Linked DNA regions of Homo sapiens: region 2 is linked to region 1. Evidence: chromatin loops called from intact Hi-C (ENCODE). Cell type or tissue: heart right ventricle. All regions are shown on one strand. Each heading gives the region's core, and the rest is flanking DNA. Links, peaks and the distances in the headings are about the cores only.

Region 1 (15,216 bases), core at 4,271-12,270:
GGACTGAGTGTGCAGGAGGTGGGAGTGGCCTTCCAGAGTGGGCTCCCTATCCCCAGCTGCTTCCCCAAGATGAGGCCTGGGCCTATGCACCCCATCCCTGCTAGAGCTACCAGAAAGGATGCACCCTCTGTGTGGCCCGATGCTGGGTGTGTTTCTGATGCCTCACTGAGGGTCACTGTTAGGGGCTGTGGTTAGGGAAGTCCCTTCTCCCAGACTTCTAAATGAACAGTTGTAAGCTGATCCACTGTGTGGCCATCTTGCCACCTGTGCTGATATAGCCTCCAGCGCCTCATTTGGAGTAAATTTAACAGATAAGAAAAAATTCCTGGAGACATCCAGAACTCAACCCAGAGGCCCCAGAAACTTGCACAGGACAACAGGGGAGAAGAGATGGACCTCCCGGGTAAAGGGTTGTTGGTGGAAGGAAAAGCATCCCCCTTGATTTTCCTTGTCTGTGTGTCCCAGATCTTCCTCTGGGGCCGCTGGGTCCTCAGGGTCCATGCCCCACAGCCTGATGCCTGTGCTGGGGGTAGAGTGCGGTCTTCCAAGCCTGGGCCCCAGCCTGCCTGCTGTGCTGGCTCTCTGCAGGCCTGGCACATTCTGCATTTGTACTTTTGTTCACACCTCTGCTCCCAGGGTCCTTCTCACGACCTACCTAAACCCTGCCTCCTTTCAGGCTCGGCCCTGGCCCCCTTCATCCAGAAAGCCTCCTCCCCACACTCAAACCCGCCCCTACCTCTCCACCAAGCCCATATTCCCCAGACACTGAGCACAGCCAGGTGTTCTGTGGGGTGTGTAGGAACTAGGGCTTGGTGGCTGTGGCTTGTGCAGCCTGCCCTGGGGAGGATTCCCCAGAGGAAAAGTCATGCTCACATCCGGCACTGCACTCCTCCAGCCCCTGGCTCCACAGGGAGGGACTGGGGCTGTCGAGTCTCCTCTGGGTTCACACAGCGAGAGCCACCTCAGACCAGAAGACCTTGCCTTCCCAAAATGGTACTTTTGTTCTCATGCTCACTATCTTCTACCTCTCTCAAAGATGCTTTTTTTTAAAGCTTTTTATTCTGGAAAATCTCAAATATACACAAAAGTAGAGAGAGTCGTAGAATGAATCCTCATGACCTAGCTTCAACTGTTACCAGTTTCCAGCCGGCAACCTTGCTTCTTCTCCATTTCCCTCTCCTTCCCTTAGCCTCAAACTAGATTATTTTGAAGCAAATCCCAGACATTTTATTATTTCATCTGCCAAAATTTCTGCATATATCTCTAAAAGACGAGGAGGCTTTTAAAAATATGACCCCAAAATCACCATATAAACTAAAAGAAAATTAACCACAATTCCATTATCTCACATCTAATGCTTAAAATGTCCCAACTTTTCCTAGAAATAAATATTTACAGATAGTTTGCTTCAATCAGGATCCAATCATTGCATTTGGTTCATATGTCTTTTAGGTCTCTTTGAATCTATAGGTTCTTTTTCTATCTCTCTCTTTTGCAGTTGCTTTGATTATCTGATGAAGCAGCTGGCTGTTTATCCTGTAGACCCCGCAGCAGTCTGGTTTTTGTTGATTGTCTTCCTGTAGCGATGTGGGGAGAGTTCTTGTTCCCTGCAGTTCTTTCGAATAGGCAGTGAGTTCCAATGCTGGATTCGATTCTGGTTTTATATTTTGGCAAGAATGATTCATAGGTGGTAGTGTGTATTTCTACAGGGAAGTAGTTATCAGTAGCCACGAAGGTCATTGCTTAGGCCCATTATTTGATCAGAGGTTGCCAAATGGGGCTATTCTAACTGTAGCATCCCTTCTTTATTTACTAGCAGAATACTTCCATAAGGAGGAACTTTTCTTCGTCAGCAGTCTGTTTACCTTGTGTTGCAGTAATACAGAAAAGGCAGGACAAATGCTTGCCTCCTTCTCTTGGCTTACCAGTTTGCAGAATTAAGCATTTTTTCCCTAGAACCTTCCAAGGGGATCAGTTTTGTTTCCCCAGGATCATCACAAAATAATAGATTTTAACACATTTAATGTGTTTCAGTCTACTGCTGTTATTTTTCTTATTGATGCTCACACTCTCATATGTTTGGCTAGTGGGAGCCTCCTCATATTATTTATTGAGAGTGTTTGCTACCTTGGTAGACGGTTACAGTTTTCTTGTTTTCAGCTATGACTATTCCAGGCCTGTGGTGTTTTTTTTTGTTTTTGTTATTGTTTTTGAGGCAGATTCTCGCTCTGATGCCCAGGCTGGAGTGCAGTGGTGCGATCTCAGCTCACTGTAACCTCTGCCTCCCGGGTTCAAGCGATCCTCCTGCCTTAGCCTCCCAAGTAGCTGGGACTATAGGTGCACGCCACCATGCCCAGCTAATTATTGTATTTTTGGTAGAGACAGGATTTTGCCATGTTGGCCAGGCTGGTCTCGAACTCCTGACCTCAAACAATCAGCACGCCTTGGCCTCCCAAAGTGCTGGGATTACAGGCATGAGCCACTGCACCTGGCCCAGGTTTGTGTATTTTTTCTCCCAGGCCTAGAATGAGCCATTTCTCAGTGGAGTGTTTTTTTCTCTTGTGGGAAATGGTATGGAGAGACGAGAGTCTGAGTGCTAATGGCTTTCAATGATCGCACAATGGGCAACCACGTTATAAACACGGCTCTCTTTGGCACTATTTGTACAAGTGATAAACCCAAAGTGAATGCAGATTTGGGGCAATATATGAGAATGAGCTGAGTGTAGGTCTAAGGGAGATTCCCGAGAGGGGTGAGTCGGCTGAGCCAGATGGACTTCCTCAGTGCAGGCCAGCCACTCACCCAAGCAGCCAGGCTGCTAAACAGAAGAGATTCTTCTTACGTACTGCAACTCGGGGCCTGGCCTGACACGAGTTGGTGCTTGGAGCACGTGAGTTCAATGTAAAAGAAGAGGTCAAAGTTATTTCCTCTTCCATCTACATGAGTACAGAAAGTTCAGGTTACTATGAAGGCTAAATGCCCAATCGCCTGAGAGAGTAGAACTGTTGATTTCAAACCACATCTTCCTAGTGCACACTGAAATGAATGAGGATCTATTTGAAAGTGTCTTATTATATCCCAGATCCTCCAAGAACCTGTGTTTGATTAGATAACAGAGTGGCATTTTACCTGCAGGATGTCTTCCAGCGATTACAGGCAATCCAAAGAGAAAATGTTTGGGAAATACACACCCAATGTGTGCAGGCTGGGACAGAGTCCAGAATTGATCTTAGGTTACTCTGGGTGTCTGCTAACACTTTAATAAATTATTTGGGGCAGGGTGCAGTGGCTCACGCCTGTAATCCCAAAACACTGGAGGCTGAGGCGGGCAGATCACTTGAGGTCAGGTGTTTGAGACCAGCCTGGCCAACATGGCAAAACCCCATCTCTACTAAAAATACAAAAAAATAGCTGGGCATGGTGGTGCGCACCTGTAATTCCAGCTACTTGGGAGGCTGAGGCAGGAGAATTGCCTGAATCTGGGAAGTAGAGGTTGCAGTGAGCCGAGATTGTGCCATTGCACTTGAGTCTGGGCGACAAGAGCAAAACTCCGTCTCAAAAAATAAATAAATAAAAATTAAAAAAATAAATTATTTGGGAGCAGAAAAGACAAATATTGGCAGATTCTATGTTCTCCTAATGCCTCTCTCTTTACTTGTCCTTGTCCAGTATGACTTCATGCAAGATATGTGATACACATGAATTCAATATCATGTCATATCCCACAGAGTCAGTGAATGACAGCAGAGTTTCACTGTATGGTTAGAAAATAATTAAATGAGGTTTAAGTCAAATGACAATGTTAAAGAAACTTGTATTATTATTCCTTAGTAGTATCATAATTCTTTAGCCAGCAAGTGACCTCAAATTGTCACTTTTGGAGAAAGATAATTTACGAATGCTACAGTAACGTGTTTTTGTTTTTTAAAGACAGGGTCTTGCTCTGGTGTCCAGGCTGGAGTGCAGTGGTGTAATTATAGCTCACTGCAGCTTCAAACTCCTCCTGGGCTCAAGCAATCTTCCCACCTCAGCCTCCTGAGTAGCTGGACTATACGTGTGCACCTCCATACCCGACTAATTACAATAATATTTAACACGCTTTTTGCCAAATCTATAGGAGTCTGTCAGGTATAAAATGAAGTAACGGGCTGGGCGCGGTGGCTAACACCTATAATCCCGGCACTTTGGGAGGCTGAGATGGGCGGATCACCAGAGGTCAGGAGTTCAAGACCAGCCTGGCCAACATGGTGAAACCCCATCTCTACTAAAAATACAAAAATTAGCTGGGCGGGGTAGCACATGTCTGTAATCCCAGCTACTTGGGAGGCTGAGGCAGGAGAATTGCTTGAACCTGGGAGGCAGAGGTTGCAGTGAGCTGAGATCATGCCACTGCATTCCCACCTGGGTAACAGAGTGAGACTCTGTCTCAATAAAATAAAATAATAAAATAAAATAACAACTTTGATGATCCAGAGTTGTGATTAAACAATAAAAATGAGAGTCTAGAATTCAAGTCTAGTGTATTATTTTGTACCAACTGGATACCTCTCTGTATATACACATAAAAGGTTATCAGAGCCGGGCACAGTGGCTCACACCTGTAATCCCAGCACTTTGGGAGGCTAAGATGGGTGGATCGCTTGAACCCAGAAGTTTCAGACCAGTCTGAGCAACATGGCGAAACCCTCATCTCTACAAAAAATACAAAAATTAGCTGGGCATAGTGGTGCGCACTTGTAGTCCCAGCTATTTGGGAGGCTGAGGTGGGAGAATCACCTGAGCCTGAGGAGGTAGAGGCTGCAGTGAGCTGTGATCCACTGCACTCCAGCCTGGGTGACAGAGCAAGACCCTGTCTCGAAAAAAGTAAATAAAATAAAATTATCAAAAAAGGGTGATTGGCCGGGCGCGGTGGCTCACGCCTGTAATCCCAGCACTTTGGGAGGCCGAGGCGGGTGGATCACGAGGTCAGGAGATCGAGACCATCCTGGCTAACACGGTGAAACCCCGTCTCTACTAAAAATACAAAAAATTAGCTGGGCATGGTAGCAGGCGCCTGTAGTCCCACCTACTCAGGAGGCTGAGGCAGGAGAATGGCGTGAATCTGGGGGGTGGAGCTTGCAGTGAGCTGAGATCGCACCACTGCACTCCAGCCTGGGTGACAGAGCGAGACTTCATCTCAAAACAAACAAACAAACAAACAAAAAGGGTGATTTGCTGGATGACGGTTTAGGGCTGTGCTGATAGATATGGAAGCTACTAGCCACCTATGGGTAAATTCAAATCTGCTAAAATGAAATGAAAAATTCAGTTCTTCAGTCACAGTAGCCCCATTTCAAGTGCTCAGTGCATACACTGAAGAAAGGAATATCAGTCAAATGTCAGGTTTGAGAATATTCTGCTAGTTGTTTCAGTTCTTCGTTTCAAGTATGCAGATATAAGTTTGGAAAACTTCTGGATTCTGTTCTCTGAGGTTGAAATGTTATTTTAACTTTATTGGTTAACTGTGTGGATTGGGGTTGCAAAAGACTCCTCTGTGTGAGACGAGGCTTCAGGCAAAAATAGTGGGAGGAAGAAAAGGAATCACTATTTTAAAATACACGTTGGGTTCAGCATCTATTGTGTGCTTAGTTTTTGAATGTATATGGTGCCAAATACACAACAACAAACAAGGCTTCTTAACGAGGGGATTTAATCACTTTCCTGGCACATTAATACCTTTTGGGGGCTGTTGTCTTTCAGTCTGTTGTAACCACTGGTTCTGAAATAAACTTCAGGAATTGTGGAGGCCTGGGCAGCCAGAGGAGAGGAAATCAAAGTGAGGCCAGGATCAAAGGGGCAAACAGCGCTGCGGATCTCAAGGTGGAAGCAGAGCCGTCAACTCCCCTCGGCTGTCTTTTCCTGGTTTTCCCTTTAATAAATACCCAGGATCTCGGCCAGGTCTTAGGCAGTGGAGGGCCTGACTTGAACAACAAAGAGAGCCCGGGGAAGAGAGTACTTAGCACTTGGGGAGGAAAGACAGGCCTCTGTGATATTTGGGTGATTCAGTGACAGGAACCGTGGTGGGAAATGTTGAGGACGCAGAACGGGACAGTGACCCCAAGTGGCCCCATCCTGCCCAGACTGGGCTGCTGTAGAACCGGCCCTGGATCCAGATAATCATGTTTTTTTTTCCCTACTGCCTCTTGTATTTACTGGTCTTCCCTCATTATACAGGAAGCATCCTTGAGGATTGTCTTCTATTTCACCTTGCCTTCCCTTGTGTCTATTTCAAGTTACTGACAGACTAAATGTAAATAATGGCCAAAATCTCTCAGCAAATCAAGTGGTGAGCTCGCCCAGGTGCTGGAGAGGGAGGAATCCAGATCCTAATCTCAGTGATTGCTGTCTTCAGCTAACCCTGAACTTAAGTTTGCTATGCTGGAGCTGGTCAGCTGATGTGCTTCTGTAGAAAAAAAGCACTTTATGGAGCTTTATACATCACAGGGTATCTGTTTTGGGAAAATAACTTGCAATAATTATTTTAAAAATTATATTGCCAAGGATAGGGCTCTTCCCATTTTCCTATTGAAAAACTGAATATAGAAGAATTAGCAAATGGATATGTGATATACATATCCATTGTATGCCTGCAGCAGGGTAACTGAGTCAGGAATCTAGAACTTGGATATAGTGAAAACCATTTATATGTTTATAAGTGTCTGTCAAAGAAGAGAAGTAGCAAATCATTTTAATTTCAAGTGCTTTTGTAGAAACTCAATATGACTTCTATCTTTCCAACCCTAGTCAATGAAAATCCCAAGTGAAATGGGAAATCCACTCGCATGGAGAAGTAATTTCTTTTTTCTTTTTCTTTTCTTTTTTTTTTTTTTGAGATGGAGTCTCAGTCAGTCACCCAGGCTGGAGTGCAGTGGCGCGATCTTGGCTCACTGCAACCTCTGCCTCCCGGGTTCAAGCAATTCTCCTGCCTCAGCCTCCTGAGTAGCTGGGATTACAGGCTTGTGCCACCACGCCCGGCTAATAATTGTTTATTTATTTATTTATTTATTTATTTATTTATTTATTTATTTTGAGACGAAGTCTCGCTCTGTCACCCAGGCTGGAGTGCAGTGGCATGATCTCAGCTCACTGCAAGCTCCACCTCCCAGGTTCACGCCATTCTCCTGCCTCAGCCTCCTGAGTAGCTGGGACTACAGGTGCCCACCACCATGCTCGGCTAATTTTTTTTTTTGTATTTTTAGTAGAGACGGGGTTTCACCGTGTTAGCCAGGATAGTCTCGATCTCCTGACCTGGTGATCCGCCCGCCTCAGCCTCCCAAAGTGCTGGGATTACAGGCATGAGCCACTGCACCTGGCCAATGGATGTTGGCTGTTTTGGAGATGCTGGGGAATTAACTTTTTTTTTTTTTTCTGAGTCAGAGTTTCACTCTTGTTGCCCAGGCTGGAGTGCAATGGCACAATCTTGGCTCACTGCAACCAAGAGAAGAGGGGGAAAGAAAGGAGAAGGGGTGGAAGGAAGATGGAAGAGCAGGAGGTAAGTATATCAGCTGCCCAGAAGGGCCTCAGGGGCTACACAGGACACAGTCCCTGCCAACCCCACCCCTTACCACAGCCAGGAGAGAATCAAGCCCAAAATTCTTCTCTGCAGCAGCTCCAAGAAAACTTTCCGCTTTGCCACCTGGAATGTCCACCCAGGATAAAAAGATCCAAGCTCTTCTGAGACTGTCTTTTGACCTTCTAGAATGCAGAGACAGGACGGGGATTGTGCCCTGAAAGATCCTCCCAATAAAGATCTCCCTTTGAGTCGACCACAGTGAGTGATCCCGGTGAAATCAGCGCTCAGGTGCTGGGGGCAAAAAGACCTGGGCCTCTGTGTTCCTCTCTTGAGTTCTTGCACTGTGGTGGGGCAGTTCCCATAGTGGACCATGGGTTTCTCTTTCAATAAGGAGAGCTCAGTGACATCCAATTCGACAGACATTCACTAAGGGGCCTAGCACCGCGCCTCACGCAGAATAGGTGTACAAAGCAGACACTCAATAAACTCAGAAAGGGAGAGGTGGGTTCCTGCTTGCTAAGACTTTATATCTAGCAGATAGAGAAACCATAACCATAGCACAAAGTAGAGAAAATGGGAGCTTTCAGAGCCCCAAGGGGCAGAGGAAAGAATGATGATTCAGGGCGCGTGGAAACTTCATGAGGTGGCTTTCATCTCCTCCCATCCAATAGACGGGTCTTAAGCATTGTTGAGTATCTCCAGAAAGGCCAAACTGCGCCGTATCCTCTGCTAATGGGGCACGTTGCCAACCCCGCCCTACCTAGGGTATCTTTATTGGTGGGCCCATGGACATTCCAGCCAGACCCCCCCACTCCCCCCACCCATTTAATCAGGAGGAATGTGCTGCCCCCTGGATCCTTTATCTTCACCCCCCTCCCCGCTTGGATTCAGGATGTGTTAGGGAGGCTTGCAGAAGACAGGGGCCGGGCTGTTTGACCAACCTGGTACAGGGTCTAGCACATAGCAGGGGTGGTAAATAAATAGCTTTGATGAGGACAGACGGGACTAGGGCAAGGCTCAAGGCCCAGGCCATGTAAGGCACAGGCCAGGCAAGGTGCTTCCGCCGCTCTTAACGGGGATTTGACCCGGAGAAGAGAGTTCTGTCGCCTGCGGCCCGCGCACCCGGGCCCCTCCGGGCTGCCCCTCCCAGGCAAATAGTCCTTCGGGGATGTGGATTGCGCCGTCCGGGCGGGTGGGCGGGGAAGAACACGGAGGGGGCCGGGACCCAAGTTCACGCCTCCCTCCTGCATCCCGCAGCCGGCGGAAGCGATTATTCCCCGGCGTCTGGCGGGGCCGGGGGCGGGCTCGCACCCGGAGGAGACACGGGTCTCCCCGAGCCCACCTTTGATCGCACCGCCCCGCCTTCCCAGCCCCTGGCCCGGGAGGGTATAAGTGCGGCCCGCGCCCCTCCGAGCGGCGCGCTGGGTTCCGGAGCGATGGCCACAGCCGAGTCCCGTGCGCTCCAGTTTGCCGAGGGCGCCGCGTTTCCAGCGTACCGGGCCCCCCACGCCGGCGGGGCGCTCCTGCCGCCCCCGAGCCCTGCGGCAGCCCTGCTCCCTGCGCCGCCCGCGGGCCCCGGCCCAGCGACCTTTGCGGGCTTCCTCGGCCGGGACCCCGGGCCGGCCCCGCCGCCCCCCGCCAGCCTGGGCTCGCCTGCGCCCCCCAAAGGCGCGGCCGCCCCGTCGGCGTCGCAGCGCCGCAAGCGCACGTCTTTCAGCGCCGAACAGCTGCAGCTGCTGGAGCTCGTCTTCCGCCGGACCCGGTACCCCGACATCCACTTGCGCGAGCGCCTGGCCGCGCTCACCCTGCTCCCCGAGTCCAGGATCCAGGTGAGGGCCCGCTGCGTTCGCAAGTGCGCGCTGGAGCGGAGGCGCTGCGGACTCTAGGTCTGGACTGCGGGCTCCTGAGGCCACACCCGGGACGTTGCAGGCACGGTGCTTCCCCTGAGGCTCTGCGTACTAGACTGAAATAGGGGGTGATATCGGCACCTGCTGCATAGGGTGGTTGCGAGGCCTGTGTGAAATAATTTAGGCCTGCACTGAACGATTTCTCTCATTATTAAATATAATAAGGGCTCCTAGGAGGCTAGCCGGTCCCCTGAAATGGCCAGAAAGTAATTCCCAGCAGGAAGATAAGAAGTTTTACACTTTTTCTTTATCCGGGAAGAAGACACAGATGAGGGGCAGTTGGGGTTTTCCTCTGGCTTTGAGCGTGAGAATGGTAGCTGAAAACGGGGAAGGCTGGCTCGCCAAGTTACCCCCATGCTACTTTCTTGGCAAGTGTTACGTTTTGGGATTAGATTTGAAAGGATGTAGCGAATTGAGATAAAGCGAGAAGCACCTGGAGCTTGTTTTCAGTTTGAAAAATCTAGTGCAAGGTGTGTTTATTTTTATTTATTTAGTTTTTATTTGAGATGGAGTTTTAACTCTTGTTGCCCAGGCTGGAGTGCAATGGCGCGATCTGGGCTCACTGCAACCTCCGCCTCCCAGGTTCAAGTGATTCTCCTGCCTCAGCCTCCCGAGTAGCTGAGATTACAGGCGCCAGCCACCACGCCCAGCTAATTTTTGTATTTTTAGTAGAGACGGGGTTTTACCATGTTGGTCAGGCTGGTTTCGAACTCCTGACCTCAGGTGATCCACCCGCCTCAAAGTGCTGGGATTACAGGCGTGAGCCACCGCGCCCGGCCGTGTTTATTATCTAAAGTAATTTAGATCAGAATCTTAGAGTTGGTAAGGAGAAGCCTGCCTTTTTGTCTGTCTGTAGCCCCGTGGTCGGTGTCCAAGCGCAGTTTTAAGTAGCAGCCCTCATTTAAACACTGGGAGAGTGGACTTGTTTTCTCTGCACCCCTGGCGGTCATACAGCTGTCAGTCTCAACAGCTGGCATGAGCAAAATACCTCCTTGATTAGTTTGACAAGGGAGTGCAGACCTTAAAAAACAGGTTTTCTTCATAATTTAATGCAGTTTTTTTCTAAGAATTCTAAGTGCTTCCATTTTTGTGACCCCATTTTTCATGAAAATTTCTCTAACTAAAGAGTAGATAGAACTAGGCATTATTCCAATGTTTCCATCTGGGAATGGGGAGGCAAGGAAAGCCAGGTGTTCTGAACTTCTAATCGTCAACCCAAGTGCTTTCTGAAGACAAGGCTCTGGAGAGGAAGCCAGGGGATGTTAAACTGGAACTTACCAGTATGAACTGTGAACATAATGTTAGCATAAAAAACTCCAACCAAAAGCAGCTTTTATTTTCTCCCCTCTTCCAGGTATGGTTCCAGAACAGGCGTGCCAAGTCTCGGCGTCAGAGTGGGAAATCCTTCCAACCTTTGGCTAGGCCGGAGATTATCCTCAACCACTGTGCTCCTGGAACTGAAACGAAATGTCTGAAGCCCCAGCTGCCTCTTGAGGTAGATGTGAACTGCCTGCCCGAACCAAACGGGGTTGGAGGGGGCATCTCTGACTCTAGCTCCCAAGGTCAGAATTTTGAAACCTGTTCCCCTCTCTCTGAAGACATTGGTTCAAAGCTGGACTCATGGGAGGAACACATCTTTTCTGCCTTTGGTAACTTTTGAGGATTCTGGGAGAATTCGGGATAAGCTCTGAGGAGCCATGACTGACAGCCTGGGAGAGACACATCAGCATACTGTCCTTTCTGACTTCCATGCTAAGGACATGTCCTTGTTAACCTTGATGATGGTTTTGACAGCACCTCTCACATTTGAAGGTACCCCGCCACTTTGTCAATGACGTTTTAAGCCCACACTCCCACCCCAGAGTTCCCGCATTCGTTTTTACCTGTGTTCTCTCCAAGCCTGCACATTCCATTGGTCTGCATCCCTATGCCTTCTTGCCAGGCCTGTTTTTAGTTTTTGGACTGGTTGTTCAGAACTCATTATTTTCTTCACAAGAATGCCTCAGCTTGACTCAGTTTCCCCTTGTGTTTGACAGCTGCCATTTTCTCCTGGTCCCTCCAAGGCTTATAATCTTAAAGTCACTCTACCCCGTCTCTTCAACCCTCATCCTAGGTTTATTACTTTTTAAAATTGGGCCTGTCATCTTCACGTTCAATCATAGCTCCAATGACTCTGCATGCAGATTATTTCGACAGCCCCCTTGCCTCTAGCTTCTCAACTACTTAAAAAAAATTACCCTCTGTGGGCCAGGTGCAGTGGCTCACTCCTGCAATCTCAGCACTTTGGGAGGCCGAGTGGGTGGATCACCTGAAGTCAGGAGTTCAAGACCAGCCTGGCCAATATGGCGAAACCCCATCTCTGCTAAAAATATAAAACTTAGCTGGGCACGGTGACGGGAGCCTGTAGTCCCAGCTACTCAGGAGGCTGAGGCAGGAGAATCACTTGAGCCTGGGAGGTGGAGGTTGCAGTGATCTAAGATCGTGCCACTGCACTTCAGCCTGGGAGACAGAGGGAGGCTCTCAAAAAAAAAAAAAAAAAAAAAAAAAATTACTCTATGGTTCTGTGGTAGCCTCCAGTTGCTACCAAATTATAAAAAGCTTTCAGTTACCCTCCCAGATAACTGATATCATCCTTAGCCTGCAGGACAGCTATGCAAATCTGAAGGTCAACTATCCACAATATATGCTTTGGTCTTAAAGTCACTCCTTTCAGTTTTGAACCAAATTCATACCTTTTGCTTTCAAAACACTCGAGGACTCCCCACCTGCCTTCTGAAGTCTGAAATTTTCTCTAAGTAATCCTGATTTTGCACCTGTTACTTCGATCACTCCATTACCCTTAGCACTTGTTATTGTACTTCCTGTGCAAGTTTTGTGGATTATTAAATGTCTTTCACAAATGTTCCAATGTAATTTCTATTTAAATGAATTCTTCTAGATAACTCCTAGTACAGTGCTTCACTCCACAATTGCTCAGTACATACTATGTGGCCATGAAAGACATTTCTAAAAGTTTCTGCAAATGTAGTTTTTAGCCAGTAATCAATATTATATCAGCAGGCCACTGAGCTGAGAAATTTAATTGGGTTAAAAACATTTTTGCTTGAATGTTTAATAATATTTTGTGAGTATTTTGGTTTTGGGAAATTTCTCTTTGCAATTTATAATTCTAAATGTATGTAAATAACCGTTTCTAAGTCAGTCTAAGATCAATTAAAATATTTTGATATTTTGAGAGTTTTCAAACTCCTTTAGAGTCAAAGGAAATGGTCTGTGTATGAGGCAACCACAGGTGAAGTTTCTTTGTAAACTGTGCTTTAAAGTAGGCTCATGGGATGCCATAGCTAGCTAGGGCCAGGACATCATGTCTTGATGGTTACTAGAAGAGCATGAGATTATACATGCCAGATGCCCTAATTTTCAGAGATGTTATTCAAGTGGTTTGTACTTTTCTTTTTTTGAGATGGAGTTTTGCTCTGTCACCCAGGCTGGAGTGTAGTGGCATGATCTTGGCTCACTGCAACCTCTGCCTCCCGGGTTCAAGCGATTCTCCTGCCTCAGCCTCCCGAGTAGCTGGGATTACAGGCGCCCGTCACCACGCCCAGCTAATTTTGTATTTTTTAAAGCAACCAAGAGCTGGGCAACAGAGCAAGACTGTGTCAAAAAACACCACAACATACAAAAATTAGCTGGGCATGGTGGCACATGCCTGTAATCCCAGCTACTCAGGAGGCAGAGGCAGGAGAACTGCTTGAACCTGGGAGGTGGAGGTTGCAGTGAGCCAAGATCGTGCCACTGCACTCCAGCCTGGGCAACAGAGCAAGAATCCATCTCAAAAAACAAAAACAACAAAAACCAACCAAGAGTTTCCAAGCACTTAGGAGTTGAGGAAAAAAGCAAGCAAGCAAGCAACCAACCAGGAGGTTGGGCACAGTAGCTCATGCCTGTAATTCCAGCAGTTTGGGAGGCTGAAGTGGGAGGTTTGCCTGACCCCAGGAGTTTGAGACCAGTCTGGACAACATAGCAAGACCCTGTCTCTTGAAAAAAAAAAAAAAAAAAGCCAGGCACGGTGGCTCACGCTGTAATCCCAGGACTTTGGGAGGCTAAGGCAGGCAGATCACTTGAGGTCAGGAGTTCAAGACCAGCCTGGCCAACATGGTGAAACCCTCTCTCTACTAAAAATACAAAAATTAGCTGGGCATGGTGGCAGGTGTCTGTAGTCCCAGCTACTCAGGAGACTGAGGCAGGAGAATTGCTTGAACTCGGGAGGCGGAGGTTGCACTGAGCCGAGACTGGGCCACTGCACTCCAGCCTGGGTGACAGTGAGACTCTGTCTCAAAAAAAAAAAAAAAAAAAAAAAGTCAGGCATGGTGGCATGTGCCTGTGGTCCCAGCTAATCGTGAGGCTGATGTGGGAGGACTGCTTGAGTTCAGGAGTTCAAGGCTGCAGTGACCTATGAGCGTGCCACTGCACTCAGCCTGAGTGACAGAGTGAGACCTTGTCCCTGCCATTCCCCCAGCAAAAAGCAGCCAAGAGAACATAGTTGAGGCCTTAGCAGCAAAGTGTACTTATCGATTCTTTGAAAACTGTTTGAAACCAAAAATGAGCTGATAAACATTAGCTATTAACACTGTGCTCAGGGCCCATCCTGGAGGTGCTCAGGAGGTCTCACAATCACAGAGCTTTACATTTAAACTTGTGACTTACATTTAAACTTGTGACATGGCCAAATGAGATACTGCAAATACATCCACAAAACTGAAAGACATATAACACTTTAAATTATGGTCCACTAAGAATCGCACTTACGAAAAAATCTGGTAATTATTTTATTATTGCTTTTATATTGTCTCATGTTGTTTCCCCAGTGAACAACTGTAAAAATCTATAAATATGTAAATCCTGTTGTCACATTTTAAATTGTGGGATCCTCTAAGAAGTAGCCTGCAGCTCTCTCAAACTCTAAGAGGCCCTAACTGCTAAATGTGTTACAGACATTATCTATTTTATCCTCACACCTACCATGTAAGACAGGGACTAATCTTCCTACTTTAAAGATCAAGAAACTGAATCTAAGTAGTGTCTCACAATTATACAGCTTATAAATGGCATGGCCAGGACTCAAACTCAGCCCACCCATTAGTCTACCACCATACAGTGCCTCCTATATTGCAGTGGTCTTGTTAGTCAGGACTAATGATAAAGTAATGTGATAGGTTTAAAAGCAATCACCAAGTCAGAATTTCTACATGCCAGTCATTACTGTCTCATCTTTCAAGGAAATCACCACGGAAGACCATACTCTTATTCTGATGACATTAATGTTGCTTAGAGCTTTTTTGAAACTCTCATTTGCCCACTCATTACACAAATATTTATTTGTTGCCCATGAACAGGCACTTTACCAGGACCTGGAAATAAATGGTGAACAAAAACAGAAACAGTCCCTCCCCTCATGGAGCAGAGGCTAGTAGGGAGACAAAAGACCTCCAAGAAATATTAATATTAAATTGCAAATGTGCCAAGTGCTGGAAGGAGAGATATATGATCTGGAGACATTGTAATAGATGTGCTGTGGTTAATGAAAGCTTCCTTGAAAAAGTGATGCTGAAGGTGAGATCTGGAAGATGATCAAGAGTTACAAGGAGAGGAGAGGGAACACACTGCATGTGCAAAGACCCTGTGAAGTAACGAGCAGATAAAGAAGTGGGGGGGGGGGGGCCAGATCATGCATGGCTTTATAGGTCTTGTAAAAGA
Region 2 (15,216 bases), core at 2,604-10,603, 99 kb after region 1:
AAACTTAACTTAGGAGTATGTGCCTATAACTAAATTGCTGAGTCTTGGCCAATCCCAGCAGCCATACTTCAAGCACTCTTAGACTGCTGAGTGTTCAAACTGTGTTCAAATAAGGCAAATGTTAACCTGTAACCAATCCAGCTGTTTCTGTACCTCACTTCTGATTTCTGTACATCACTTTACTTTTTTTGCCTATAAATTTGTTCTGACCATGAGGCACCCCTGGAGTCTCTCTGAATCTGCTGTAATTCTAGGGGCTGCCCAATTTGGGAATTGTCCATTGCTCAATTAAACTCCTTTAATTAGGCTGAAGTTTTTCTTTTAACAATGCTTTGCAAAAAGTTTATGAGGATGATGCACCAAAGAATTCAGCAGTTTACAAATAGATAACTCATTTTAAGAGAGGACAAGACGATATTGAAGATGAAACCTGAAGCAACAGAGCATCCACTTCAATTTTCAAGGAAAAAGTTAACCTTATTTGTACCCTAATTGAAGAAGACTGATTATTAACAGCAGAAACAATACCCAACACCATAGATATCTCAATTGGCTCACTTTACACAATTCTAATAGAAAAATTAAAGGTGAGCAAACTTTTCATTTGATGGATGCCAAAACAGTTGCATTCAGATCAGCTGCAGACAAGAGCAGAGAGCACAGCATTTTTTTTTCCTTCCATGTCAGACAGGTAATATGCCGATGTTGTAACAAGGTTCAAGGGTGGGACATCTCACACATGAGCATGAACACACAATCATCGTGCTCAGGAGCTACAAAAGGATTGAGCAGAGCTTTCAATGGAAATTTTAAACGAGTGGGGTCAGGATCCTGAAGCACTTCCTTGAAGAATTATAACAGGAGATGAGACGTGGCTTTACCAGTATGATCCTGAAGACAAAGCACAATCTAAACAATGGCAACCAAGAGGTGGAAGTGGTCCAGTCACAGCAAAAGTGGACCAGTCAAGAGCAAAGGTCATGGCAATAGCTTTTTGGGATGCTTGAGGTATTTTACTTGTTAACTGTCCGGAGGGCCAAAGAATGATAACATCTGCTTATTACAGGAGTGTTTTGAGAAAGTTAGTCAAAGCTTTAGCAGAAAATCCCTAAGAAATCTTCACTAGGGAGTCTTTCTCTGCCACACCAATGTTACTGTTCATTCCTCTCATCAAAATGGGTGCAAGCAAGAGTTTCAACAGGCTGGACACAGTGGCTCATGCCTGTAATCCAGCACTTTGGGAGGCCAAGGCAGGTGAATTGCTTGAGCCCAGGAATTAGAGACCAGCGTGGGCAACATGGTGAAACCCCGTCTCTACAAAAAATACAAAAATTAGCCAGGCGTGGTTGCGCATGCCTGTAGTCCCAGCTGCTCGGAAGGCTGAGGTGGGAGAATTGCTTGGGCCCAGGAGGTAGAGGTTGTGGTGAGCCGTGATTGTGTCACTCCACTCCAGTCTGGGCTACAGAGTGAGGCCCTGCCTCAAAAAACAAACAAACAAACAAATAAATAAATAGAGTTTCAAAAGGAAATCATTAGGCATCCACCTTACAGTCCTGATTTGCCTCCTTCTGCCTTCATTTCCTAATCTTTAAAAAAAACCATTAAACTACACCTATTTTTCTTCAGTTAGTATCGTAAAAGAGACTGCACTGACATGGTTACGTTCCCAGGACCCTCAGTTCTTTAGGGATGGACTAAATGGCTGGTATCATTGCTTACAAAAGAAAGTGTCCCGAACTTGGTGAAGTCTATGTTGAGAAATAAAGTTTATATTTTTTATTTTAACTTTTTTGACAATTATTTAAGATCTTTATTGACAAGTGCTTGCAGTTCATTGACTATTTTGAAAAAACACCAAGTTGTAAACTTTTATTACAAATTTAAAATGAAGTTCTTAAGTCTCAACTTGACCAGATATGAAACAATTTAAAAATCTTTAGAGGCATATTGAGAAAAGCCAGACTTTTTTTTTTTTTAAGAAAACCACATTTGTTATCACCAAAAAGAGTTGTCTTTAGGAAAAAAGTGATTTTAAAAACCCATGCTGCACAGATAATGCAGATAGTTCTAATAATTGGTCAGCAGCAAAGAGCAAACAATGTCTTCAGTGCCAATCTTTTGTTCATTTCTTATTGCTGCAGTTTCACATTCATTTCTTCTTGTTGTACGACTAAAGGGGATGATGGTAGAGATGGTAAGCTGGTATTTACTCAGCCCTACCCTGCTCAGCCTTGGCCATGGGCAAATTTTCTTTTTTTTTTCTTTTTTTTTTTTTTTTTTGAGACGGAGTTTCGCTCTGTCGCCCAGGCTGGAGTGCAGTGGCGCGATCTCGACTCACTGCAAGCTCCGCCTCCCGGGTTCACGCCATTCTCCTGCCTCAGCCTCCTGTGTAGCTGGGACTACAGGCACGCGCCACCATGCCCGGCTAATTTTTGTATTTTTAGTAGAGACGGGGTTTCACCGTGTTAGCCAGGATGGTCTCGATCTCCTGACCTCGTGATCCGCCCGTCTCGGCCTCCCAAAGTGCTGGGATTACAGGCGTGAGCCACCGCGCCCGGCCGGCCATGGGCAAATTTTCAGCTGCTTTTGTCTCTTTGCCATATTTTCGGGGTCTCCACCTGGGCACCGACCTTGCTGCTGACCTGGGGTCTCATCTCCTTGATTTCTTTTTATCCTCTTCATCACCATCCTCTCTAGGCTGTCTTTGGCTAAGAGGGCCCCAGTGGAATCATGGCCTATAGCCACATACATATCTTGCCTCACTGGTCTACCTGGTGCTCCTGCACCCTGGCTGTCAGCATCCTCCATCTCCGCTCCCTGCGCTGGAGGGCTGGAACACTGTGGTCCACGCCCATAGGGTCTCTTCAGGTAGTAGGGCAGGAACCTTCTCCAGGAACCTTCTCCTGAGGAAGGGCCAGTCTTGTTGGGCCTGGCCTTTGGGAGCACTCTCCTATCCTTCCTTCTTTTCCCCACGCTCACTATTCTGGTAATTCCGCTGGTAATTGTGTGGAGGACCCCCAGGACGTGGATTGCTTCCATAATGGTTACGGCCTGCTCCACGTTTACTGCCTTGCAGTGGAATTCCACCAGGGCTGTGACATCTGCTGCTTCCACACCCTTTTCTCCTTCAGCGTCAGACTCCACAGTCTCTCCAGTTCCTACACAGCCAAGGTACTTCCTGGGGTTCTTTTTTAATGGCAGATCTGTTTCTTACATTGAATCATTTTCCTTTTCCCGAAAATCTTCGCCATGACCTTCTTGTCCCTACCCACAGAACCATGGATGTGAGGCCGCCGAGGCCACTACTCCCTGGGCAGCCAAGGCTGGTGGTAGAGGTGTGGCTACTTTCAGGGCTTTCTGGGGTATCTCAGCTCCTGATCAAACTTTATTTTTTTATTTTTATTTTTTGAGACAGGGTCTCACTCTGTTGCTTAAGCTGAAGTGCAGTGGTACAATCATAGCTTACTGCAGCCTCAACCTCCCTGGCTCAAGGAATCCTCCCACTTCAGCCTCCCAAGTAGCTGGGAATACAGATACGCACCACCACACCCAGCTAATTTTTTATTTTTTGAGACAAAGTCCTGCTGTGACGCCCAGGTTGGAGAGCAATGGCACAATTTTGGTTCACTGCAACCTCCACTTACCAGGTTCAAGCGATTCTCCTGCCTCAGCCTCCTGAGTAGCTGGAATTACAGGCACGTGCCACCACACCCAGCTAATTTTTGTATTTTTAGTAGACACGGGGTTTCACCGTGTTGGCCAGGCTGGAATCAAACTCCTAAGCTCAAGTGATCCTCCTACCTTGGCCTCCCAAAGTGCTGCGATTACAGGTGTAAGTCACTGCACCCAGTCTTAAAAAAAAATCATTTAATTCAATTTTTCCACTAACTTCTTGAAGTCCGCTCGTACTACAGCATAGATCAATCTTGAAGACTTTATGCTTAGCCGAATAAGCCAGCGAAATAACACATAAGGAGAAATACTGTAGGATTCCACTTATGTGAGGAACCTGGAGTTCTCGAATTCATAGAGAAAAAGCAGAATGGTGCTTGCCAGGGGTTGAAGGGGAGAGGAGTGAGGAGTTATTGTTTAATGGGTACAGAGTTTCAGTTTTGGATGATAAAAAAGTTCTGGAGGTGGATGGTGGTGATGGTTTCACAACAATGTGAATGTACTTAGTGTACTTAGTGCCACTGAACTGTACGCTTTAAAATGGCTAAAATGGTAAATATTATATTATGTGCATTTTACCACAAGAAAAAAATTCATATTACACAAACATTACAGGTATGATTCCAATTACTAAATATATTTGCATAGATTAAGCTCAGAACAAAAGATATCCAATGTTTATGGTGGTTATCTCTGAGTGATAGGGTTATGGGTGCTTTTAATTTTCTCTGAATCTGTATTTATAATAGAGAAATTATAAGTAGTAAATTATATAAAATTATGAGCAGTAAAATGTTTTTTATTACTTTTGCCAGTACTGCAAGTCCAAAATATTTTGTATTATCTTTTTTTTTTTTTTGAGACAGAGTTTCTCTCTTGTCACCCAGGCTGTATTGCAATGGAACAATCTTGGCTCACTGCAACCTCTGCCTACCAGATTCAAGGTTCAAGCAATTTCACTTCAGCCTCCCGAGTAGCTGGGATTATAGGCACCTGCCACCACACTGGCTAATTTTTATATTTTTGGTAGACATAGGATTTCGCCATGTTGGACAGGCTGGTCTCCAACTCCTGACCTCAGGTGATCCGCTCACCTTGGCCTCCCAAAGTGCTGGTATTACAGGCGTGAGCCACCGTGCCTGGTCTTGTATTACTTTTATAATAAAAGCAGGCATTGAAAAATGTGGTAAAAGAGGGAAACAACAGACACTTGAGGGTGGAGAGTGGGAGGAGGGAGCGGATCAGAAAAAATAACTGTTGGCTATTAGGCTTAGTAACTGGGTGATGAAATAATCTGTACAACAAACCCCCATGACATGAGTTTACCTATATAACAACCTGCACATGTACCCCGAACCTAAAATAAAAGTTAAACAAAAGGAAAAAAGTGGTATACCATACAATGAAATATTATTCAGCCATAAAAAGGAATGAAGTACCGGTAAATGTTACAACATGAATGAACCTTGAAAACATCATATGCTAAGTGAAAGAAGACAGTCATAGAAGATCACATATTGTATGATTCCACTCATGTGAAATGTGCAGAATAGGTAAATCCATGGAGATAAAGGACAGATTAGTGATTGCTTAGGGCTGATGGGAATAGGGGCAGGGGTGGGGGATGGGGATTGACTACTAATGAGTACAGGGTTTCTTTCTCTCTTCTTCTCTCTTTCTTTTTTAGAGACAAGGTCTTGCTTGCTGTTGCCCAAGCTGAAGTATAGTGGCCTTATCATAGCTCACTGCAGCCTAGAACTCTTGGGGCTCGAGAAATCCTCCTGCCTCAGCCTCTGGAGTGGCTGGGACTAGTGTGTGCCACCATGCCTGGCTAAATTTTTTTTTTGTAGAGACAGGGATCTCATCATGTTGCTTACGCTGGTCTTAAATTCCTGGCGAGAGGTGAAGCCAGCGCGCCTTCTGGATGGGGTGGGCACTTGGAGAACCTTTCTATCTAGCTAGAGGATTGTAAATACACCAATCAGCACTCTGTGTCTAGCTAGAGGATTGTAAATGCACCAATCAACGTTCCATAAAAATTGACCAATCAGCACTCTGTAAAATGGACCAATCAGCACTCTGTGAAATAGACCAATCAACGGGACATGGGAGGGGCCAAATAAGGGAATAAAAGCTGGCCACCGGAGTCAGAAGTGGTAACGTGTTCTGCCTTGTTATTTTGCACTTCAGATTGATTCTTGCTGTTGCTTACTGTTTGGGTCTGCGCTACTTTTAAGAGCTGTAACCCTCGCTACAGAGGTCTGTGGGTTCGTTCTTGAAGTCAGCAAGACCACGAACCCACTGGAAGGAAGACACTGTGGATATATCTGAAGGAACAAACTCTGGACACACCGTTTTTGTGACTTCTTAACACTCAACACCAACGTCCGCAGCTTCATTCTTGAAGTCAGTGAGACCAAGAACCCACCGGAAAGAACCGACTCCGGACCCACTGGCCTCAAGGGATCCTTCTGCCTCAGTCTCCCAAAGTGCTGGAGCCGCCGTGTTCAGTCCACTGTACAGGGTTTCATTTTGGGGTGATGAAAATGTCTTGTAATTGGCCGGGTGTGGTGGCTCACGCCTGTGATCCCAGCACTCTGGGAGGCTGAGGAGGGTAGATCACTTGGGGAGAGGAGTTCAAGACCGGCCTGACCAATACGGTGAAACCCTGTCTGTTTTAAAAATACAAAAATTAACTGGGTGTGGTGGTGGGCAGTGGTAATGCAGATACTCGGGAGGCTGAGGCTGGAGAATCACTTGAACCTGGGAGGCAGAGGCTCAGTGAGTTGAGATCGTGCCACTGCATTCCAGCCCGGGTGACAGCAAGAATCCGTCTCAAAAAAAAGTCCTGAAATCAACCCTGGTGGTTGCACAACTCTGTGCATACAGTAGTCCCCACTTCTCCAGAGTTTCTCTTGCCGTGGTTTCATTTACCCATAAACAACTGAGGTCCGAAAAGAGATGAGTACAGTATAAGATATTTAGAGACACAGTTACAATATACAGTAACTTGTATTACAGTATACATTTGTTACAGTATATTGCTGTGATTGCTCTGTTTTATTATTATTTTTGAGACAAGGTCTGTCATCCAGGCTGGAGTGCAGGGGTGCAATGATGGCTCACTATAGCCTGGACCTCCCCAGGCTCGGGTGATTTTGCTACCTCAGCCTCCATAGTAGCTGGGACCACTGGCATGCATCACCACACCCAGCAATTTTTGTATATTTTATAGAGATGGGGTTTTGCCATGTTGCCCAGGCTGGTCTTGAACTCCTGGGCTCAAGCAGTCTGCTTGCCCTGGCCTCCCAAAGTGCTGGGGTTACATGCGTGAGCCGCTGTGCCCAGCCTGTTCTATTTTATTATTAGTTATTGTTGTTAATCTCTTACTTTGCTAATTTACAAATTAAACTTTATCGTAGGTATGTATGTATAGAGAAAACAGTATATATAGGATTCAGTACTATCGTCAGTTTCAGGCATCCAATGGGGGTCCTGGAATGTATCCCCCAGGGTTAAGTGTGAACTAGTATATACTAAAAACTATAGAATTGTGTATTTTAAATAGGTGAATTGTGGTCTGTGAAGTATAACTCAATAAATGTGTTACAAGGAAAATCTTGTTTTCAGACTAGGTTTTATCCCAATCTTAAAATCTTTGGTAGTCGTTTTGTGCTAGACCCCTTCCTAGGCACTTAATGAAGATGTGAAGTCAAAGAGGCACTCTACTAGGCAATTTTATTTATTTATTTATTTATTTATTTATTTTTTGAGACGGGGTCTCACTCTGTTGCTCAGGCTGGACTGCAGTGGGGCAATCACAGCTCCTGCAGCCTCAACCTCCCAGGCTCAAGCCACATCCTCCCACCTCGGACTGCCAAATAGCTGGGACTGCAGAGGCACGCTACTACAGGGGCACACTATTTTTTGTAGAGACAGGGTTTTGCCATGTTGCCCAGGCTGGTCTAGAACTCCTGAGCTCAAGCAATCCGCCCTCAGTCTCCCAAAGTGATGGGATTACCGGCACTTGGCCTGTTCAGAATTTCTTAAATGAATTAGCACATATAAGCTAGAGGAGCCCACCAGCCCAGGCTACCCAAGGAGGAATACCTTGTCATCAGAACTGCCCAAACCAGAAAGATTGGATGACTCAACACAGTGCAGATTTGTGAATTCTAACCCAGAAAGATTGCCCCTTCAGGACCTGTATGTGTCCAAGGAAACATTAAGAGTTTAATAGCCTGGGCAACATAGTCAAACTCTGCCTCCACAAAAATTAGCTGGGTGAGGTGGTGTGCGCCTGTAGTCCCAGCTACACAGGAGGCTGAGGTGTGAGGATCAGTTGGGCTGGGGAGGTTGAAGCTCCAGTGAGCTATGATTGCACCACTGCAGTCCAGCCTGGGAAACAGAGCAAGACCCTGTCTCAAAAAAAAAAAAAAAAAAAAAAGAAAAGAAAAAGGTTTATAGTCATCAATTCTGCTGTCTTCTCATAACCCCTAGTATTCTAGGCAATTTAATAGGGTACGATTATTCAGTAATTGGCCAGCAAATACTTATTAATTAAGCACCTACTATGTGGCAGGAACTAAGGTTGCAAAATTCAATGTGACATAGTGCCTCGCAGAGCTTTCAGTCTAAGGGAAGACACAGACACATTCCATAAGCAATTGCAATAGTTTGACAGTAGCTGTCCTAGGGCTGAGGTCAAGATACTGTAGGAGCATAGTGGAGTGCGGGATGTAGGGGAGGAAAAGAAATATTTTTTCCTTGATCATCACTGGGTTTGTGGCTGAAGCCCCTATAACAAAAGATAGTTTAACAAGAAAAGTATACACATTTATTTATTTAAGTTTCATGCGACATGGGAGACTTTAAAAGGAAATGGCTGGGTGCAGTGGCTCGCGCCTGTAATGCCTCGGGAGACTGAGGTGGGCTGATCACCTGAGGCCAGGAGTTTGAGACCAGCCTAGCCAAGATGGCGAAACCCAGTCTCTACTAAAATTACAAAAATTAGCTGGGTGTGGTGGCATGCGCCTGTAATCCCAGCTACTTGGGAGGCTGAGGTAGGAGAATCGCTTGAACCCGGGAGGCAGAGCTTGCAGTGATTCAAGAGCAAGCCACTGCACTCCAGCCCAGACAACAGAGCAAACCTCCGTCTCAAAAAAACAAAAAAAGGAAATGGCCCAAACAAACAGGTAAATCTGTGTATATTTTATGCTAGGTTTGATGGAGAAGTGGATGGTCCTGGAAAAATATAATTGGATAAAAAGTATGATCTAATGTTAATAAAGTGTGAGGGGACCACTTAGCAAGACCTATTTGTTCCGATTTTTCTTTGTGTCTCTGTGTGTTCAGAGATAAGGATGTCCCTTTCCTCTAGGTATAGGGAGGGACCTCTCCAATGAGGTCTCATGACCTGCTTCAAGGGAGAAGGCTGAGAGGAAGATGAGATGGACCTACTTGCTTCTGCTGTTTTCTCAAATACCAAAGTGCTGTATTTGTGGGTAGCATGTCCTGAACTTAATCAGAGGTTGATAGGGGGTGAGGTAAGAAATGTTTCCCAGTCTTTGAACTGAGACCTGAAGGCTGAGTAGAAGTTAGAGAGAGGAAGTGGAAGAAGAAAGTACTATGATTGGCAGAAAGTCATGTGCAAAGGCCCAGGGGAAAGAAAGAACAGAGCTTTTATCCCAGGAACTTTAAGTAGTTGAGGATAGTTGAAGAGTTTAAAATTAGATGTGGCAAAAGCTAAGACTCAAGAGATAAACAGGGGCCTCACAAGTATAGAGGGCTTTTGAAACCTTTCCTGAAATGGGTTTTGATACCTATGGAGGTGCACCACTGCTAGTCAGGGTTCTCTAGAGAGAGAGAACCAACAGGGGATGATTAGATAGATAGATAGATAGATAGATAGATAGATAGATAGATACATACATACATACATACATACATACATACATATACAGACAGAGGAGAAGGGATTTATTAGGGAATTGGCTCACATGATTCTGGAAGCTGAGAAGTCCCATGACAGGCCATCTGCAAGCTGGAGACCCTGGGATGCTGGTATTGTGGCTCAATCCAAGTCAAAAAGTCTTAGAACCAGGGATGCCAATGGTGTAATTCTCAGCCCAAGCCCCAAAGCCTGAGAACCTGGTGGGGTGGGTGGTGCTCATGTAAGCCCTAGAGTCTCAAGGCTGGAGAGCCTGGGGTCCTGATATCCAAGGACAGGAGGAGAAGAGTAGGTCCCAGCTCCAGGAGAGAGAGGAAATCCTTTTCTCTCCTTTTTTTGTTCTATCTTGGCCCCCAGCCAATTGGTTGGTGCCCAGCCACATTGAGGGAAGATCTTCCCCTCTTAGTCCACTGACTCACACGCCAGTCTGCTCTGGAAACCCAGACAGACACACCCAGAAGGAATGTTTTACCATCTCTGTAGGTGTTCCTTAATCCAATCCAGTTGACACCTAACCTTAACCATCACAGCCACTGAGATCTCCAGCCTCCAACTGCTGTCCCTAAGCTCTGCCACAGTATTCATATCAACACCATGCTCTCCCCAGGCTGCTCCTAGCCAATAACTGCGCATGGCAGAGCTGCTCAAACCAGCCCATTCCATGCCTCCTCTAATGGGCTTTCTTGGCTGTGGGGGCTCCTGTGTGGTCTGGTCAGGATAGGCTGCACGCTTACCTGTAGAGCTGCCTGGAGCCTGATGGTGACCCTTGGCCAACACTATGGAATATATCAAATGATGTTCTGTAACCATCGGTCTGTGGATTGTTTGGGGAACAGGACATACCAGCCCATCAGCACTGTTTAATAATTGTTTCTTTGATGGAGCCTGGAGGATTTCAATATTAAGGCTGGTCATGGAGCTAAAACATGCCTATGTGACCAGTTCACTCCAAGAGATCCCACCATGAGTGAGCTTTGGACTTCCTGGTATGTACACACATGACGGTTCAAGACCTGAACGTGTAGCACAGGCAGTGGGAGTCAGCAGAGACAGAACAAAGAAGCCTGTGCCTGAGATCTGTAGCCCCTTCTTTGCATAACGTTGCCTGCTGTTACCATACTGTATCCTTTGCCTGTTAAAAACTGATATGTGAGGGCTGGGCTGGGTGGCTCACGCCTGTAATCCCAGCACTTTGGGAGGCTGAGGAAGGTGGATCATGTGAAGTCTGGAGTTCAAGACCAGCCTGGCCAAGATGGTGAAACCCTGTCTCTACTAAAAATACAAAAATTAGCTGGGCATGGTGGTGCACACCTGTAATCCCAGCTACTCGAGAGGCTGAGGTGGGAGAATTGCTTGAACCCGAGAGGTAGAGATTGGGGTGAGTCGAGATCTGCCACTGCACTCCAGCCCGGGTGACAGAGTGAGACTCTCAAAAAACAAAACAAAACAAAACAAAACTGGTCTGTATGAGTATAGAAACTGTTGGAGTCCTGTGAGTCCTTTCAGCAAGCAAACATGGAAGGTAATCAGAGCATGATGAACACAGCCTCCCATTGGCCTAGCTGTCTCTCTGCTTTATTCCTCAAAAGCATTTCCCCAAATAAATAAATCTATACATCTGATTGTGTCCTAGCCTCTGTTTCTCAGAAAACTTGAACAGGAACAGGGTATCAAGAGTGGCTGGAAAAGCACACAGTTTAGGATTGACTAATTTCTCACCTGGCTGGCAAGGAGTATCCCATCCCAAGTGGAATGTGGGGCACGGATAATGCCTGATTCAAGGTGGCCCAAAATATCCGAGTGGAGGGGAACACCTTTGCTGGTGAGATGATTCAGGCATTGAAAGACAGGGGAAAGACACTGCTTAAAAACACAGTGGAGTTGGCTGGTTATTAGTGCCCCGTATAGGAATAATGAAAAGCGAGAGTTAAACACATACCAGCTAAGTGGAGAGCCAGAGCCCTCATTGGTAGCTTACAAAGAGGCCATCATTGCCTTTACGAAGAGTGAACACAGCTGAGGAGCAAACTCAGGTCTTAATGTTACTGAACAGAATTGGAGTCCGCTTGCCTGGTGCAATAAGGCCAGAAGAACCACACTGAGGTTTGCAGCAGGAGAAAGGAGGGAGTTTATTTGCAGGGTGCCAAGTGAGAATCAAGCAGCTCTTGCTTAAATCTTGACCTCCCTGATGGGTTGAAAGTAAGGACGTTTTGTTTTGTTCTTTGAGACAGGATCTCGCTCTGTCACCCACGCTGGAGTGTGGTGGTGCAATCATAGCTCACTGCAACCTCAAACTCCCGGGGTCAAGCGATCCTCCCATCTCAGCTTCCCAAGTAGCTAGGGCTATAGGCATGTGCCACCATAACTGGCTAGTTTAAAATTTTTTGTAGAGATCGGGGGCAGGTGTGTAGGGGGGGGTGGGGTCTTGCTATTTTGCCCAGGCTGATCTCGAACACTTGGCCTCAAGAAATCCTCCTGCCTCAGCCTCCCAAGGTGCTGGGATTACAGACATGAGCCACTGTGCCTGGCCTGAAAGAAAGAATTTTTAAAGGCAGGGGTAGATTTTAGGAAAGCAGAAGTTACAGGCAAAATCATAAATCAATACATGGAGATTATACACTGTTTTGGCCTAAAAAGGTGGGATATCTTGAAGTGGGGGCTTACAGGTCACTGATAGACTCAAGATTTTCTGATTTGCAATTGGTTGAGGATGAGAAGTTTTGTTTAAAAATTTGGGGTCAGCAGCAAAGAATGTTAGCTCTGGCTTGTGGGCATGACCTCCTCCAGGCCCCTCAGGAAGAAATTGAGAACAAAGAAGTCCAGTCCTCAGCTCCCTGTTCTCTGAGGTCTAAAGTGCCAGCAGATCCATTTGATAGGGGTTTGAGTTCCTGAAAAATAACTCAGTGACATATGTTAAGATGTTATCTTTAGTTTCTGTAGGGGAACCAAACATCCTGTGATTCTAACTACTGTTTTAAACTACCATTACCTTCTTGCGTATCAAGTTGCTTATTTACTTCTCAGGAGTAGCTAGGAGCCTGGAATTTCCCTTGAAGGAATTCACCATTTTCCTTTATTTCCATGCTCGAGGTGCCTGAAGGCTCAAAAAGGGGGGGTCCCTGCTCCCTCTCATTAATAGTTAAAGTCATTGAGTTCCAGAGGCATTTAAATGGTCAGCCAAGGCTGGGCACGGTGGCTCACACCTGTAATCCCAGCACTTTGGGAGGCCAAGGCAGGCAGATCACTTGAGGTCAGGAGTTCGAGACCAGCCTGGCCAACATGGTAAAACCCAGTCTCTACAAAAAATACAAAAATTAGCTGGGCATGGTGGTGCGTGCCTGTAATCCTAGCTACTGGGCAGGCTGAGGCACGAGAATCACTTAAACTGGGGACGCAGAAGTTGCACTGAGCTGAGATCACACCACTGCACTCCAGCCTGGGCAACAGAGCGAGATTCCATCTCAAAAAAAAATAAGTAAATAAGAATAAAAAATAAATGCTTAGCCAAGACAAGTTGTTTACACAACCTCAGAGCCCTGGTTGAGGAAGCCTGGGACCCGGACACGCAGGATGGAGACATCTGGGGATGTGCCCTAAAGGATTCGTCTCTGCAGACTCAAAGGTCACATACAGAGGTATCCAGCCTCCTCCCAGGCCCGGCGCGCTGGCTCACACTGTAATCCCAGCACTTTGGGAGGCCGAGGCGGGTGGATCACAAGGTCAGGAGATCGAGACCATCCTGGCTAACACGGTGAAGCCCCGTCTCTATGAAAAATACAAAAAATTAGCCGGGCGTAGTGGCGGGCACCTGTAGTCCCAGCTACTGGGGAGGCTGAGGCAGGAGAATGGCATGAACCCGGAAGGCGGAGCTTGCAGTGAGCCGAGATCGCGCCACTGCACTCCAGCCTGGGAGACAGAGACTCTGTCTCAAAAAAAAACAAACAAAAAAATTGAAACATACAATTCAGTAAAGTGCACAAATCTTTAGTGTATAACATCTTGACAATTTGTTTCTTTTTAAAATCAACTATTATTGAGATAAAGGTTATATATATTAAAATGTACCTATTTTTAGTGTATGGTTTGATGAATTTTGACATCTATGTATATATCATCATAATTAAGATATATAACATCTCCATCACCAACAAAATTTTCCTCATACTCCTTTGTAGTCAGTCCTACCCCTCCCAGTACTAGGCAAACACTGGTCTGCTTTTTGTCACTATATAGTAGTTTTTCCTGTTCTAGGACTTTATATTAAAAAATCCTACTATATATATGTATTATACACACACACACACACACATACACACTTTTTCGGATCTGGATTCTTTAGCTCATCAATAAAGTTTTCAAGATCCATTCATGTTGTTGTGTACTGTGTCTATCAGAAGTTTGCTCCTTTTTATTGCTGAGTAGTATTCCCTTGTATGGACAAACCAATTTGCTTATCTATTTGCCTATAGATGGATATATATTTTTTGAGATGGAGTTTCGTTCTTGTCGCCCAGGCTGGAGTGCATTGGCATGATCTTGGCTCACTGCAACCTCTGCCTCCAGGGTTCAAGGGATTCTGCTGCCTCAGCCTCCCAAGTAGCTGACATTACAGGTGCCCACCACCATGCCCAGCTAATTTTTGTATTTTTAGTAGAGACGGGGTTTCACCATGTTGGCCAGGCTGGTCTTGAACCCCCACCCTCAGGTGATCCGCCCACCTTAGCTTCCCAAAGTGCTGGAATTACAGGCATGAGCCACCTTGCCCAGCTAGATGTGTATTTGGTTTTAATACCCATCCACAAATATTCATGGCAGCTATTATTAATAAAACTATTATTAATAAAGCTGCCATGAATATGCATGTACAAGTCTTTTGGGGCTCATGGGATTTCATTCTCTTGGGTAAATACCTAGGAATGGAATGGTTGGGTCATATGGTGGGTACATATTTAACTTTATAAGAACCTGCCAAATGGATTTCCAAGGTGGCTGTGCCATTTGACATCCCTATCAATTCTGGCCGCTCTATATTCTCTTCAGCGGTTGGTAATGTCAGATTTTTGACTTTTTTAAATGTGTGTGCCCTTCTGATAGGTATGTAATGATATTGATTTCTAGATTCTTTTGTGGTCAAATAAAATATTCTATATTGTGGGCCAGGAGAAGTGGTTCACGGCTATAATCCCAGCACTTTGCAAGGCTGAGGCGGGCAGATGATTTGAGGTCAGGAGTTTGAGACCAGCCTGACCAACATGGTGAAACTTCCTCTCTACTAAAAATACAAAGAAATTAGCTGAGCGTTGTGGTGCACACCTGTAGTCCCAACTACTTGGGAGTCTGAGGCAGGAGAATCGCTTGAGCCGGGAGGCTAAGGTTGCAGTGAGCTGAGATCGTGCCACTGCATTCCAGCCTAGGCAACAGAGCAAGACTCCATCTCAAAAACCAAAACCAAAACCAAAACAAAACAGAACTCTATATTGTGACAGTCTTTTTCACTGTAAGATTTGTTTCATGCCCAGGACATGGACTGTCTTGGTGAATGTTACATTTGCACTTGAAAAAAAAATGTGTTTTTGCTTTTTTTTTTTTTTTGA

Evidence for each region. Hi-C counts contacts between places; a loop is a spot of excess contacts. Peaks named below come from ENCODE experiments on the same cell type or tissue, not always from the same donor. Only the 100,000 strongest peaks of a DNase experiment are listed, where the experiment ranks them.
Region 2: a loop joins it to region 1, with 4 times the contacts of the local background. A loop is called at or near these places in 3 of 110 quality-filtered maps.

What each region holds. Positions count from the first base shown.
Region 1 is chr1:226,214,694-226,229,909 of GRCh38, forward strand. MIXL1 (Mix paired-like homeobox) reads left to right here and starts at 8,971. Exons shown (of 2, transcript NM_031944.3): 1 at 8,971-9,381; 2 at 10,814-12,367. The coding sequence starts at 8,989. The coding sequence ends at 11,119. LOC124904528 (a long non-coding RNA gene) reads left to right here and starts at 7,446. Exons shown (of 2, transcript XR_007066907.1): 1 at 7,446-7,531; 2 at 7,646-7,805. RefSeq lists enhancers at 260-1,225, 9,290-9,349 and a silencer at 9,395-9,689. In heart right ventricle, for the core only: no CTCF peak of the experiment used is centred there; no DNase peak of the experiment used is centred there; H3K4me3 peaks cover 1,323 bases; H3K27me3 peaks cover 1,104 bases.
Region 2 is chr1:226,315,380-226,330,595 of GRCh38, forward strand. It overlaps LOC124904814 (small nucleolar RNA U13), which reads right to left and starts at 785; the gene lies at 682-785. It also overlaps the pseudogene YBX1P9. In heart right ventricle, for the core only: no CTCF peak of the experiment used is centred there; no DNase peak of the experiment used is centred there; H3K27me3 peaks cover 207 bases.